Regions from separate parts of the Mus musculus genome. Here region 2 is linked to region 1. The links are chromatin loops, found by intact Hi-C in ENCODE. Cell type or tissue: heart. All regions are shown on one strand. Each heading gives the region's core, and the rest is flanking DNA. Links, peaks and the distances in the headings are about the cores only.

Region 1 (4,386 bases), core at 298-4,297:
GAGCCCTGGGGTTCAGCCAGGGTTTGTGTCAACATTCTCTGATTCATCTGCAGCCTGCTGGGGTTCCTCCACCCCAGCAGGCATGACAACCCCAGGAAAAATGCGGGCATGGCGGGAACCCCAAGCTGTAGGAGGGCAGGCTGTCCAAGGCCAGCTCTGTGGAGTCCTCTGGGTCAAGCCCTCCAGGGGCTCCTGAGAGTTCTGCTGGCTTCAGTGACTGAGGCTTGGGCAGAGGAGGGTGGGGTGGAGTGCCCTGCGCTAAGGGAGGGTGGCTTGTACCCTCACTGGGTCAGCTCCTGTCTCCAATGTCACTGTCTCTCCCTCTGGCTGGGATGAAGGTCGGCAGGGACTGAGGCCTGACTCCCAGCTAAGGAGGTGGGGAGGGACACACCCTTCTTAGAGACCGGTGTGCAGGACATTAACCCTACCAGAGCAACCCACGGTCTCTGTCCTCACGGGAGAAGAAGCATAACCACAGACCTGCCTCTACCACTGACCCCTGAGCATGGTGTCCGCCGACCAGCCAGGGTTGGGACTCTTAGGCCCCTTGTATAGGCTCCATACAGGGGACCAGAAGATTCCAGGAAGCGCCACTGTTTGTAGGTGGGCACAGAGAAACCCAGAGATCACAGCTTATTCTCTCACCGCAGGATCATCTCTGCAGTGGGACTGCATGCCCACAGCGCAGGCTACAGGTCACTATCCCTGACACAAGGCCACCATAGCTGTTCTTTGCCTGGCTTCCTTCCATATGCCTTTGCTGCAAGACTTCTGGTGAGTCAAAGGTCCGATTCGGATCCTATGGCTGCCGTGCACCTGCTGTGTGACCATGGGCCGGGGACTCAGCCAATCTGGGCCTCCTAAGTTTCTAAGAGTGTTAGAGGAGACGGTGCAGACAGCTGGGCTCAATGACTGGCAAATGGGGCAGGGGGGAACAGGTAAGGCTAGGTCTGCAGCAGCCGTTGGTAGGACTGCCGTGATCCTGATAAGGCATGCAGACCAGATCGGATCAGAGTGCTCGGGTAGAAATATGGGTAGGTCCAGGTCACCAGACAGTGTGCTGTGTGGCCCAACAGACTCCATAGTAGAACCAGGACGGTGTAACTACAGAACAGGCATTGCCCAGATCTGAACAGTACGGGATTGCCAAATGGGGCAACTTAGTTACCTCTCCACCATCTTCCCCTCACCCCAGGCAGACAGTGCCTACCCACAGCACAAGCCTGCCCCCTGGCCTCAGAATCCTTAATACATGAAGGCTTGAGCCAGGGACGGGAGCCAACCCTGTGGCAGAAATACACTTGACTCATGAGTCTTGCAGGCACACTAGGAGGGTGAGGTAGGCACCTCCTATAGCTACAGCAAACGCACTCCGAGAACGGTTGGATGGCAGGTGTGGAGAGCGGGTTTGCTTTGGTTTTTGTTGTTTTGTTTTTGAGGTAGGGTGCCTCTGCCTCTGTGTAGTCCAGGCTAACCTCAAACTCACGATTCTCGTGCCTCAGTTTCCCAAGTACAGGGATCGCAGGCACGCACAACCAACGTTTGCCTCCTCTGTGGCTTCCAGAACAACCTCACCCTCCACCCTCAGAGTGGGGGCAGTAGGCCCACCCTGGCCCTCTCTCCTCTTCCTTCCCCCATCCTCTGGGACCAGGTCAACCCCTGAAGCATTTCCCATGGTTATCACCCCTGTTCATGGTTTAGGGGCTGCCGCTTCTGCCAGGATGCCCTCTCTGACTGCTTCTTCAGGCGTTCACAGCATCTCCACCATATTCCCCTAGTAGTCCAAGGGCATTCACACAGCATGAATGATGACAAGCCATTAGTCCCCGCACCCACAGCCAGGGCCAGAGAGAGGGCTCAGGGGGTGAAGCTGCTCGCAGCCAAGTCTGACAATTAGCAGGAGGGTCTGAGCCCCATTAGCTACCTCAGCCTTCTGCAGGTGCGCTATGGCACGCACGCTAAATAAAGTGTAAAAATAAAGTTCAAAAGGACTGGGCTGCCAGGTCCTCAACACTGCTTGCGGACAGCCTCCCAGGGCAGGGACTCCAGCTGTGTTGGCTGAAGAGAGGAAGGGCCCTCTGAGGCCACGGCCCTGAAGCTGGCAGCAGAGTGAAGCAGCCAGGAAAAGGAAGGATCCATCTCTCTCCAGCAAGGAGCAGGCACCACAAACACCCAGCTGTGAAGACAAGCCTTTGTGGACCAGGAGACACGCCAGGCACAGAGCGCAGGGCTGGCCGCTCAGCAGATGTGAGACCACTACCCGCTGCCAGGGGGCGCCCTTCACACAAATCACCTGGAGAGGCTAGCTCTCCTGGGGTGGCCAGACTGCAGGGGGCATCGTGGGATGAGGTCAGTCACCCATGGGAGGGGCTGGAGAACAGACTCAGGATCTATCTGGCAAATAACTTTAGGCCTCACAGAAGTGCAGGCCGGAAGCTTCTTCCTGCCACTGGGACACTCCTCAGCCTGTGCTGGGATGGACTGGAAGATGCAGGAGATGCCCGTGTAGATAGGGAGGGCTGGGCCTGAGCGGTGGCACATACAAGTCTCTCTCAAGCTGGCTGGTGACTGGGTACAGTGATGCTGAGCCACGAAAGCCGTGAGTGGGTCACGGTGACAGGCCTGGAGTCCAGACTGCATCACACAGACTTCCGGAGCTGCTGGCTTGTTTCCCACGCAGCTGGTTTTCCTGGGAGGCCGGTCCTGTAGACTCAGTCCCTGGCCAGCATGACCTCCCACAGCTGGGCCCTTCCTCCTGTGCTTGGTCACATGGTGCAGGCCAGAGGGGCTCCAGGGGAGGAAAGGCCACCAGGAAGAGTTTGCTGAGGGACTGGGCTGGGGGGCCGGGGAAGAGCTCGCTTTGGCCCAGGCATGGACAGGCAGAGACGGACGTTCATGGGTGGCTATTCAGTATCACTGGTCACCCAGCCCTTTCTGACAGTGGGAATCTAGGCTGGCTCCTATCCTGACGGACAATTCCCACTTCCTCCTGGGCACTGAGCCGACCCTAACATCAGCCCTCCCTCAGCACCAGGGCTCCAGAAGGACCCAGATTTCCGCTGGCCCGAGCTTTAGCAAACCAGTGCCTGGAACAGCTCCGAAAAGCACTTTGTTTGACTTGTTTATTTAGAAACAAGAGTCTCACGTAGCCCAGGCTGACCTCAAACTCACTCTGGAGTCAAGCATCAGCCTGAGTTTCTGTCCTCCTGCTTACACTTCCCCAATGCTCAGACTACGGGCGGGCGGGGACCACCGCACTCAGTTTATACAGCGCTGGGGTCTGAGCCCAAGGGTCTTTTGCATGGGAGCAAGCATTCTACCAACCAAACCACACTCAGCCAGAAAACTCGCTGGTACAAAGTGGTTTCCAGCAACACCTCTCACCAGACTCTTCCCAGAGGCTTAGGAGGGAGGAAGACGCCAGCAACCCATTTTATAGACACATCAACTGAGTCATACAGAGACTTCCCAAAGCTAAGTGCTACAGAGTCAGCAGAAAACACAGCAGGCAGAGGATAGCTCTGATCCTGTATCAGGGTCGAAGACAGCCCTGGGAATATGGGGCGGGGCACAGAAGAAGGTTCTAAACAAAGCAGGAGGCACAGAGGAGTGAAGATCACCAGTGCAGTAATTGGCCTCACAGCACAGCAGCATCTGCGTGTCCAATTGGCGAATCCAAGTAAGGCCAACGGTCCCCTGTATCTCTGCCTCCTGCCAGCTCTCCCGAGGGACCACAGAAGTGAGGCTCTCACTTTATGGAGTATCCAGAGACCCCTCCTGTTGGGCCAAGGAGGCTAAGCAGAGGCCACCACCCCCTCATGCACTACGGAAACCACAGGTCTCTTCCTTCACCTGCCAGCTGAGGCTCGGAGGCAAACACTCTAAGCTGTGTGGCCTGGAGCCAGTGGTTCCCTCTCTCTGCGCCTCCTCTTCAACACTAACCCAGCACTTGGAACATGTAAGAACGAACACAGCAAGGATCCAGAATTAATGAACTATTAATGCGGCCGGGAGTTAAGAGGACAGCCTCCAGAGCTGTCCCTAAAATGGAAACAAATCTCTCGACTCCAAGCAGGGCAGAATGGAGCCAAGGGCAGCCTCCCGGGCCAGCTTCTCCTGGGCTGAGCCGGGCTCGGGCCCTCAGCCACCCTCCTGATGATGTCATGCTGGCACCTGCTTCTACAACACATGTTTGGACTTTCCAGCTTGTTTGCCCCTCCCCACCGACCTTCCCCCACTCTTTCTTACTCATTCTTTCCCTTCATTGCTGTTCAAAAAAAAATCTCAGAGGCCAAATGTGTCAGCTGGCTCCCTGGAAGAGTGTCTGTAGCCAGGATGAAGGGCTATGAGTGGCAGGAGAGTCTTGAGATGCAGAGACTGGGAGAA
Region 2 (4,386 bases), core at 79-4,078, 240 kb after region 1:
GATTTAACTGCAGGCTTTCCTTGGAAACCTGCTGGTTGACAGATGCAGAAACGAGGCCTCTGCAGCTCAGCACAACTTGAAATCCATTCCTATTTGACCTCCCTCCCCTCCAGCCATGTCTGACTCCAGCATGCCTGTGTTCCTGACCCCATCTGTACCTCCCTCACAGGACCGCCATAGTCCCTGTGTGCTGTCTCTTTCCAATTGCCTTCCATGACTTGTTGATGTCTACCTGAACAGATGCAGAGTCCCGTGTAACAAGCAGGACCTTCTCAAGACACACTAAGCATATGTCTATCATTGAGCCACACTCCAGCCTGGCTCCCGTGCCCCTGAAGAGCATGTGACAAGCCTGAACTATGGCAGATTCCTCTTGTCATGGTTTTTCCGGAAGTATGCCACACCCAGGACCTTCAAAATGGTGACCACTGGCCCCATGTGGCTACTCAAAATGCAAACGCCCAGTCCTTCAACCACACTGAAGAGACAACCTAGTGGGGCCCACGGTCGCTCAGGTGAGTCCTGGGGAACGATTTCTGTTTGTTTGGGTTGTACTGGTGTCTTGTCCAGTGACGTCTGGAGTCACAACTGTATGCATCTTTGTTTAAGCTCCACGTGGGTGGGACAGACACCCAGGAGTAGAAGACTTCCTAGCATGCATATAGCCTTGAGCTTTATCCGTACATCCCATAAACCACGTGTGCTCGAGGATGCCGGTCATCCAGGCGGCTACCAGAGGCAGAGGAAGGAGGATTAGAAGTTCAAAGGCTGCCCTCAGCTACTTAATGAGTAAAGGCCAGCCTGGGCTAAGTGAGACCCTATCTCAGAGCGGGGTGGTGCAGTTGCTGGAGAGATGGCTCAGCATTGAAGCTGAACACTTGTTGCCCTCTTAAAGGACCTGGGTTCAGTTCCCAGCATCCACACCGGGGCTGACAATACTCTATAATGCCACTTCTGGGAAATCTGGTACCCTCTTGTGACCCCTTGGGGGCACCAGGCAAACATCCACACTCTAAAATAAAATAAAATAATGAATACGTCTTTTTTCTCTTTTTTATCTAAAGTGAGGGGCTTGAGTAATGGTCAAATATTTGCTTTTGGAGGACTGTGCTCAGTCCCCACAGCTTCAGCAGGGCTCCTGTTTGCAGTATCATACATGACCACCAAACTGCTGCTAGGATGTCCACACCTGTTACTGCAAATTCTAACCCCAGGGAAGAGGTTCCTCCTCCTCTGGGATTTTACTTTAGGTCAAGGTCGGGCTGTCTGGTACGGGGCTGCACCCACCTCGGGCGGGTACAGCCACACAGGAGCCTTTTCCCAGACCGTCGGCCTCAGGTCACCGTCCCACCCCCAAGGATTGACATACCTGGGCCAACCAAGCTCAAGTCACTGGAAACGCTCCTCGGGAGGAAGGAGCTTGTGCGTGCTTCCGTCTAGTCGTTGGGGGATGTGGTTCATTTCCTGGGTGGGGAAATAAAAAGACAATTTAATACAATTCTGTGTAAGCGGACGAACCCGTGCGGCGCCTGCAACACAGAAGCAGCCAGTGCCCCGCCGATGGCGGCCCGGGCCTAGGGCCTTCCTACAACTCCAGCCCATCCCGCGATCGCGTGCCGGCCCGGGGTCAGCCTCCTCCCATGGGAGTCCCGGGAGAGGTTTCTGAATCCCACGATCGCCTTCGGGAGGCTCCACGGCGCCCCCGAGCCACGCTGCGCAGGATGCATCCCCTCTGCACGGAGCACGCGAGTTCTCCTCCCCGGCGGAACCAGCTCTGCAAATGCACTTCCGGCCGGAACTGAAGATTTACCATCGAGACGGCCGCTAGAAGGTCGCTCTGGCCTTCGGGTCATCCAGGTCGGCCTTAAAGGGGCCGCGTTCTAGACGCGGTTAGAGCGGCCAGAGTTCCACGCGGCGGTGGGACCTCGTCTACAGGGGCGCAAGCGGGAGGGACTCCCTACTCTTGGGCGGCAGGAGCTAGCCTAGCCACTGACCCTTTATCAATCACGCAGCCCTGTGCAGACCAAAAAGTTGACTTTCCCGAGCCCAGTCAGCCCTGTTGTGGCAAAGGCAGTTGAAACCCAGCTGGTTCTGTTGCAAACCTGTGTGTGACCTTCCATCACAGTATAAACCCATAGGTGGTATCAACTGATACCCGTTGACGTCAGCACCCTCTTGATCCAAAGGCTTCCCAAAATCGCACCTCTGACCTGACCGCCGCAGGACTGTATCTAGAATCATGCCTTCAGCAGAGACCTCCCGAGGAACATGACACCGTGGTCCAGCAAAGGGTTAGTTAGATCTGTGATGTGGCATCTCTGGGCTAAGACCTCCAACCTCCAAAGTGGCATCCAAGTCCTGCATGCAGGTCCAGGTTTCAATCATCCCAAGGTATCCCAGGGGCCAATGGGAAATCCCACGAAAAAAAATTGATCAATAATGCCAGGGCCAAGTCGGTGCTATGTAGTAATTTCCTCCGAAACATCTCACCCGGAGGGAAGCTTGAGAAAGTGCGATCCGGATAGTCCTTAAGACTCTAAGACTCGGAAAATAAGTGACAAGTCTCAAAAAATTCCTAAAGCTTACCAGATTCACAAGGCCCCGCCCTCCTTAATGAGGAGAGACCCTCCGAACTTGTGGAATTAGCCCCAAATCATGCAGAGAGCTCCAGTTTCCAGCTCTCCTGAGCTGTCACTCATGCTGGGCTAGGCTCTTAGTAATGTGAGTGTCTTTGGGCTATCCGTGCTCCTGTGAGTAACCCCAGAAAACTGGCCACTTCATGGGGGCGGGAGGGGCATTTGGTGTCATTGTTACTTTGGTCTGTCATTTAGTAAACAAGGTGGTCTCATCTCCCTAGGGAAAGTGTCACACAGCCATTACCCCTACAGCTGTGGCTCCTTCTAACTGGAATCAAGATCATCTTCAGGTCAGCTAGAGGCGCGGGGAAAGGCAAGGAGAGGGTGCACTCTGTATTTTCAGTAAATGAAGAAAATGACACACGAACCTCATTGAGATGAATGAAGGGTTTTTGCATGTTTCACTGTAATGTGAATCCAACCACTGAATACAGACTCCCCCTTTGAAGGCTATTTTATTTATTTATTGAGATGAGTCTTGTGGATGTAAAAACACAACTGTGGGAAGCCACATGTGCCGTTGCAGAGTGACACTGACTACTGCTGGCCACCACCCATAAGTTTGGACAAACAACCAATGTGTACATATGCAGTAAAGTTTTTTGCAAAGACACTGCCTGGCCTGGGCATGATAATGAGGCTTTGAGAGTATAACCACTCAGATGTGAGACATGCAAATGAGGTATGATAATGAGGCTCTGTGAGGTACAGAGAGAGAATAGCCAATCAGATGAGGAACATGCAAATGAGGCGTAGTGCATAACCAATCCGGGTGTGAGACACGCCTCTCCTAGGCCTATATAAGCAGCACCAGTTCTGGGCTTGGGGTCTCTTCGCCTCTGCAATCAAGCTCTCCCAATAAATGTGTGCAGAAGGATCCTGTTGCAGCGTCGTTCTTGCTGGTCGAGTCCGACGCGCGCAAGACACAACTTTTGCCCCAAAGGAAATAAGAGATAATTTATTCTGGAGCCATTTGTTGTTGTTGTTGTTTTCGAGACAGGGGTTTCTCTGTATAGCCCTGGCTGTCCTAGACCAGGTTGGCCTCGAACTCAGAAATCCGCCTGCCTCTGCCTCCCCAGTTCTGGGATTAAAGGCATGCACCACCACGCCTGGCTCTGGAGCCAAATTTGAGGGACCAAAATTCAGGAAACACAGGGCCAGGTTACTTCAGGTCCATGTCTGTGGGAAATTGCAGGCTGGTATCCAGTTGAGCTGAGGTCTGAACCCCGATGGTCATAATTCACCTACATGACATGGTAGGCGTTCCCTTATGCTCCTGGAACTCTGGCTCCTGCCTAAGTTACCACCTCCCACACCCTCCACAAGAGAAGCATGGTCAGTGGTAAGTAGTCGTGTAAGCAATGGCCCAAGCTTCTGACCTTCAGGCTAAACTCCTCCCCAGTTACCTAGCAACAGTGAAGACCATAAAAGGGGCTGTTAGGCCCCCACCTTGATCTCTTACTCCTTTGTTCCCTTACCTCTCACTTCTCTCTCCTCTTCCCTTTCTCTTTGTCTTCTCCTCTCTCTCTCTTTCTCTCTAGCCTCTCTCTCTCCCTTCTCTCTTTCCCCTGCATTTCTATAATAAAGCTCTTAAACCATAGAAAATCTCTGTTCCATCAAGACCCGCTGCACACTCTGATCAGTGTTGGGAACTTCTTCCCCTATCCTGTCTCTCCTATAACCCCAGGGCGACAGGGTGTGGCCTCGGGGGTCCCTGGTCAGGGACAGCCCCTTCTCCACCCATCAGAGG

Evidence for each region. Hi-C counts contacts between places; a loop is a spot of excess contacts. Peaks named below come from ENCODE experiments on the same cell type or tissue, not always from the same donor. Only the 100,000 strongest peaks of a DNase experiment are listed, where the experiment ranks them.
Region 2: it touches region 1 in a loop (2.9-fold over the local background); 3 of 42 quality-filtered maps call a loop at or near these places.

The regions. Positions count from the first base shown.
Region 1 is chr11:117,311,069-117,315,454 of GRCm38, reverse strand. All of the region lies in intron 2 of Septin9 (septin 9), which reads right to left. Among named protein-coding and RNA genes, the nearest start is that of Gm34065, 14 kb to the left of the region's middle. In heart, for the core only: CTCF peaks have their summits at 1,244 and 2,274; DNase peaks (open chromatin) are centred at 1,274, 2,734, 2,984, 4,154 and 1 weaker place; H3K27ac peaks cover 2,769 bases.
Region 2 is chr11:117,074,186-117,078,571 of GRCm38, reverse strand. Snhg20 (small nucleolar RNA host gene 20) reads right to left here and starts at 1,789. Exons shown (of 2, transcript NR_027059.1): 1 at 1,370-1,789. It overlaps Mir6516 (microRNA 6516), which reads right to left and starts at 1,224; the gene lies at 1,115-1,224. In heart, for the core only: a CTCF peak has its summit at 1,828; a DNase peak (open chromatin) is centred at 1,811; H3K4me3 peaks cover 2,229 bases; H3K27ac peaks cover 1,682 bases.